Linked DNA regions of Homo sapiens: region 1 is linked to region 2. A link is a loop called in an ENCODE intact Hi-C map of the cell type or tissue named here. Cell type or tissue: mucosa of descending colon. All regions are shown on one strand. Each heading gives the region's core, and the rest is flanking DNA. Links, peaks and the distances in the headings are about the cores only. Region 1 overlaps CILP (cartilage intermediate layer protein). Region 2 overlaps PARP16 (poly(ADP-ribose) polymerase family member 16).

Evidence for each region. Peaks named below come from ENCODE experiments on the same cell type or tissue, not always from the same donor. Only the 100,000 strongest peaks of a DNase experiment are listed, where the experiment ranks them.
Region 1: a loop joins it to region 2, with 3.0 times the contacts of the local background. A loop is called at or near these places in 12 of 110 quality-filtered maps.

What each region holds. Positions count from the first base shown.
Region 1 is chr15:65,193,323-65,196,233 of GRCh38, forward strand. CILP (cartilage intermediate layer protein) reads right to left here. Exons shown (of 9, transcript NM_003613.4): 9 at 1,438-2,911. Among named protein-coding and RNA genes, the nearest start is that of CLPX, 9.4 kb to the left of the region's middle. In mucosa of descending colon, for the core only: no CTCF peak of the experiment used is centred there; no DNase peak of the experiment used is centred there.
Region 2 is chr15:65,258,188-65,261,098 of GRCh38, forward strand. It overlaps PARP16 (poly(ADP-ribose) polymerase family member 16), which reads right to left. Exons shown (of 6, transcript NM_001316943.2): 5 at 2,698-2,839; 6 at 1-1,355. The coding sequence ends at 1,220. Among named protein-coding and RNA genes, the nearest start is that of SNORA24B, 26 kb to the right of the region's middle. In mucosa of descending colon, for the core only: no CTCF peak of the experiment used is centred there; a DNase peak (open chromatin) is centred at 1,517.

The DNA of each region.
Region 1 (2,911 bases), core at 179-2,678, 65 kb before region 2:
AAAAGAAAAAAGAAAAGAAAAGAAAAAGAAAAACAGAGCATGTAACCCAAGATTGAATTAGAAATTGAGAGAACCAAAGCCACCGAGCATGAGAGAAGACAAGTTAATTGAAACCAGAAAGAGTGATTACCTGGATTCTGATGGCTCTGCAATTCTTGGTTCCAGTCCTTCCTGAGGTTACCTGGCACCCCTGTTACTTGTAATCAAAAGACTGCCAGTGCACAGTCCCACCTCTATTCTTTGGCTCTAGCCAACACCTTTACCTGAAACCCCATCTACCTCTAATTTTGCTTAAGTCCTCTCAATCCTTCCAGACTCTGTTCTTGTCCCAACATCTTGGTGACATTTTTCTCTTATCACGTCAGCTGCTAGAACTCTTTGAACTTGAGAGAACATTGTTTGAAAACTCCCTTGTTTGTAAGCAGAAGCAACCTGATCTGCCCATCTACCTGCCTGTTCCCCTCCTCCATGCCATATGGTACCGACCTTCACAGAATTCGCACTCAGTAACTGGGTGATCAGAAGGCTGAGACTGAAACGCTAGGGCTTTCCTGAGATGAGCATTTTGTCCATCCAGTGTGCAGTCTCCACAGGGGAACAACCGACAAATCAGCAGTGGTTTAATGAACTGAAAGCATCCTGGGAATGGTGCTATTAGCCTCACTGAAAATCATGAAAAGGGCTTTAGAAATCCTTCATTTATAGGTGAGTAAATTGAGGTCCAGGGGAAAGTTATGCAGCTAGCAAGGAGCACATTTGATTTTGGAGGCAAGACTCTTAGGAATTAAGTATCATGAGTTCAACTCAAGAATGCTGGCTAGGCCTGGCGGCAGTTCACACCTGTAATCCCAGCGCTTTGGGAGGCTGAGGTGGGTGGATCACCTGAGGTCAGGGGTTCAAGACCAGCCTGGCCAACATGGTGAAACCCTGTCTCTACTAAAAATACAAAAATTAGCTGGGCATGGAGGTGCACACCTGTAATCCCAGCTACTCGGGAGGCTGAGGCAGGAGAATCGCTGGAACCCCGGGGGCAGAGGTTGCAGTGAGCCAAGATCGCACCACTGCACTCCAGCCTAGGCGAAAGAGCAAAACTGCGTCTCAAAAAAAAAAAAAAAAGTGTTTCCTTGTCTGAAAGAGAGGTATCTGCCTGCAAGCCCCACCCAGCCTGCAGTCCCTGGTTTTGCACATCTGTTTCTGCTTGTGCCTCTCGTTCCTGACAGCCATACCATTAGCAGGCCACCTCCTAGCTATCATTCAGACCTCAAATTAGATGTCACCTTTTCTAAGAAGACTTCTTTGACCACTACTTCCTCAAAGTCTGATGCCATGACATGTAGTATGTTTTGTACTATCTCATAAAAGCTTGTCTACTTGCATACATGGTTTGGCACTCAATAAATGTTTGGCGAGTGAAGGAAAAAGTCAGGCATCAGATGCTGTGTGCTGGAGTCCATTTATTCAGGCCCTCAATTGAGAACAGCAAGGAAAGTGCCCTAGAGTGGGGAACCAGTCAGCCCACCTTCCCCAGCAACCCACCCCCCCCCGACCCTCCCCCTCCCCCCGTGAGTTTGAAGTGAACTGGTGGTCAGGTTGAAGCAGCAGGCACTCTGGCTCCTGAAGTGGCTGGGGCGATGGTGCTGCAGATAGCTGTGCACTCACAACAGGGGCAGTCAAGCCTCCCCAAGCAGTCAGTGAGAGCTGCTTCCTGGGAGCAGTGGGACAGATGTGGAGTCTGGAAGTGGGTCAAGTTGCAATCACAAGACCACTAGTCCTCACTCCTGCAGATGCTTGCTTTTTCTATGGTTATTGTGATGTGCTCAGCTAGAGAAATTTCTAATTGCTTACAAACCAAATTCCCAGGAGCCGGGCAGATGGTGATCCAAGAGTACAAATCCAGCCCAGGCCAGAGATGGGTAAAGGAGCTGCACTAGGCTGGCCAGGGCATCAGGGAAAGCTTTTTGTCCTGATTGTAAACAGTGTCCTCTCTTCTCCCAAACCCTTTGGACTCTTGCCTGACAGATTCTGGAGGGGTTGGGATAGGGGCAGTGAGTGCATCCTATCCAACCCCACACCCCACTACCCTGACTGTAATGCCGCTGAGATCGCTCTGGCACCACCTATGGGCCTCTGATTTACTATTTTAAACCAAATACCTTTTCCAAAACCAAAACTCTGCCCGTTTGGACCAATTGTTTTGCTCCAGGGACAGGGTCTGTAACACACAACAGAGATCTGGTGTCTGGAAAAGTTGAACATCTTTAGAAGAGCATAAAGAAAAAAGTAAAAGCCCATTTCTGAGTGAGGCCGGCCAGCCCAGCTGGAGAAGGCAACAGGCTGTTGGGAGAGCCAAAGGACCACTTGGCCAGCTTGTCAGACCCTGGGCCAAGCCATTGTATAAGCTCCAAAGTATTGGAAAGAAGGAAAGAAAAAAATCGGGACGTGTTTTTAGTCTTGCTCAGGAGCCCAGAACATGCTCACAACTCCAGGAATCTGCTCTTTTCTGCAAACGGAAAATGTGATCCATGAGAACAAATTTGACTGCTGGAGTGTGTGCCTATGTTGCCCTGCCCTGTAACTTAGGGGGCGAGGACTTACACCACCTGTGACTGCTTTCCAGAGTCCCCTGTACTCCTCTGAGAAGCTGGCTCACTTTAATAGTTAAGACAGGACAGTGGCCTCAGAATCGAAATACAGAGTATGCATTTATTGACATCTGCCCTGGGCTACACTGGGTTTCTAGCAAGAACAGAAGCGAATGCAAAGGGAAATGTACAAATACAGTTAGCAACCTGGTGTAATTGTGGATACCAGGAGATGTTCTTTCCAGACTTGGTAGAGGAACTATGATCACCCTATATTTAATAGCTTAACTTTGAATGTGCACTAGAATTCCAAATTTAGCAAAGAAATA
Region 2 (2,911 bases), core at 149-2,648:
ATAGAAAAATGATTTTTCCTCTTCTTTACAGAAATGTCACTCCCAAATCGTACCGGGCCCTATTATGGCTAAAACCCAGCAGGAAGAAGGGAGCAGAGAATACAGCAAGCAGGGCTCCGGCTCTCTGGGTGGCCAGAAGGCTTTTCCTACACATTAAAGCCCAGGCTGAGTCTCAAAGACCTGTGACCCCTCTGAAGGAGGCTCCATCCACATGGATCTGTGGCACACTGGGGCAGGCCTCTGTCTTGAAGGCCAGTAGGCCACAGAAGACCTGAAAGCATGGCACTCGTGGTTGCAGGCCACAGTCAAGGCAGCTTTGTGAGAATGAGAACAGGAGGCGAGCCTATAGCTCAAATCCCTTTCTCTAAAACACAGCCAGAAAAGAGGCTGTGGACACTGGCCAAACAGTGCACTAGGTTTAGAAATTTCCCCTTTTACTCAGCAAAGACTAATTTGTTAAACAGCTATTAAAAAAAAATCAGAAAACAAACATTTGGTTCCATTTCAGCTGTAATCAGCAGTTGGTAATTTTTGGAAAAAGAGCAGTTTTCTCATCTTGAGTTGCTCATTAAGTCTGTATTTTTTATCAGGCCCCTGACTCCTTTCTTTCTCATCCATGGTTTTTTGGGGAGGGGGGCAAGTACAGCTATAGGAGAAGGCTGTTTGTTGATTTGAGAAAACTGTTAAAATGTTTTGCACTCACATACAAAGGCTGATGGAATTCAAAAATGATCCCACTGATTTTTATGAGAAACATGACTGTTCCTCTTGGGTGTCTCAAGTCAAAACAAGGCAACCGCCTAGTGATTTATAGTTCCCACATTTTCCGCCTTCCAGAAGGCATTAGAGAAAGGGCCAACCTCTGCCAGGAGAGATTGTAAACACACCACTGACAGCTTGGACACTTTGTTTTTAAATGCAGCAGGGCTTTTTCCTTTGGCCCTGGCTGAAAAGCCAACTCCCTAGGACAGTTTAAGAAGGAGCAGATGGAAGGACTCCCCTAAAACCTAAGAGTGAGGGACTAGTAGTCCCCGTTGACTGGAGTATGGCTGGGAACATCATCAAAGGCAATGGATACATTTAGGCCATATGAAAATTGTCCTGTGGTCCCCCAACTGGCCCCTAGGCTCAACCTGGCTGGACATGAGGCATAGGAGGTACAGAACAAGTTACCATAAGGCACATAGTTGAGGTAGCCCCCACACCAGGCCCAGAAAGATTATCTTTTCGCACGATTCCAAAAGTGTTGGAAAGCAGAGGAGTTGATGACACTCACTATGAGCAGCAGCAGCAGATACAGGGATATCATGACGGTAAACCAATGGCTGGAAAACCAGGAGAGCTGGCTCGAAGCCCTGCTTAAGAGGGAAAAAAGAGTGGTGTTGGCAAAAAGAGAAAAACATTTTTTTTAAGTGTGTACAACAAGTCTGGCTCTAAGAAGACAAAATGATGAATTTCATCCTTTGCCTGAGCCATGAAATGAAGCTTCGTGCTTCCTTGCTCAAGAAACCTGGGGCTGTTTGCCCAGGCACTGACACGCCTTTCAACAGGATATTTTCTAAATGCGCAAAGACAGCTATGCAATGAGCTCATCCTGATCTTCCCTTTTGTAGCTCCTCTTTTACCATTTACAACCCATCTTGGTATCTATAACAATGACCTAGCTCAGGGTGTCTGCCCAGATGGTGGCAGGTGGCAGGTAATTTAGCTGAAGTCTTTTCACTTTTAGACACATGCAGATATAAATCCAAGCTGGGGAAATCCTCTTTGGCCCACTAGGAGATGATCTAAACCACCCAAGTGTGCACTAAAGAGATGCTCCAGGGAGAAGTGGGAAAGGAATGGAATTTTCAAGGATAAAAAGTTAGATGATTTTAAACCAAAGCATAATGTCACCTGGACCCAGGCACCCTATATACATTTCCCAAATTTGGACAGGGGTCGGGAGGAGACTTTACTGGTTTATGAAGTCTGGAAGCATGGAAACCACTGGTGTGTACAAGCAGGAGTGGGGATTATTTAAAGTGACCCCTTTTCCTGTCATATCTACTTACCTGCTGCTGGCCCCTGCAAGAAGCACCATCATGGATTCCAACAATGCAACAAAATCTCAAGAGTGGCCCCCAACGCTGGTGAGCCCCACACTTACTCCCACACTGCAGAGATGGAACTAGGCATCCACCAAAGCTGATAAGGTCTGAAGGCCCACATCTGCTATTGAGTTCAAGGCCCTCATTTTAGAGATAAAGATGAAGCATCTCAGGTCCAGAGAGGGGCAGTCAGTGGTTCAGCAGCCACTGTGGGAAGCTACTGAGCCAGCCTGTGCACAATCACAACCGGTGTCCAGTCACTGCCCTGCCTCTCAGCTTAACCTCATCGGTGGGTCTCAGACTGCAATCATGGGCCTAATGGCTAAGGGGCCACACTGTTTGCGGCAGCCAATTTGGACTCAGTCAGTCTCTCATGCTATTTGTGTTTACCAATCTTTCTCTCTTCTCACTGGAATACAGTCCTCTTAGGGTCGGGACCACATCTTCTCCAGATCCTATCTCTCACTTCTCACCGTGTCCAGCATGGTGCTTTACATACTTGACATCTAGCGGAGGTCTAAGGCTGGGGGAGGGGAGGCTGATACCTACAACAACTAAGAAAGCCAGCACTCTGAATACAGCCATTAGTTGTTCTCTTGGACCTTACCTCTTGGGTGGCTTCTGTGAATACACCAGGAGGTACTTCACTCGCAGCAGCTGGTTATTGGTGACCACGAAGTACTTGGGAGGGATGTCTCCCCCTTCACTATGTTTGATTCTCGCTCGTCTGCGATCTATCTCCTTGGAATCTGAATAAGGAGAGTAAAACACATCTTCACTGGGGGAAACAGAACTAAGGAAGCACATTATAAATAGAAATA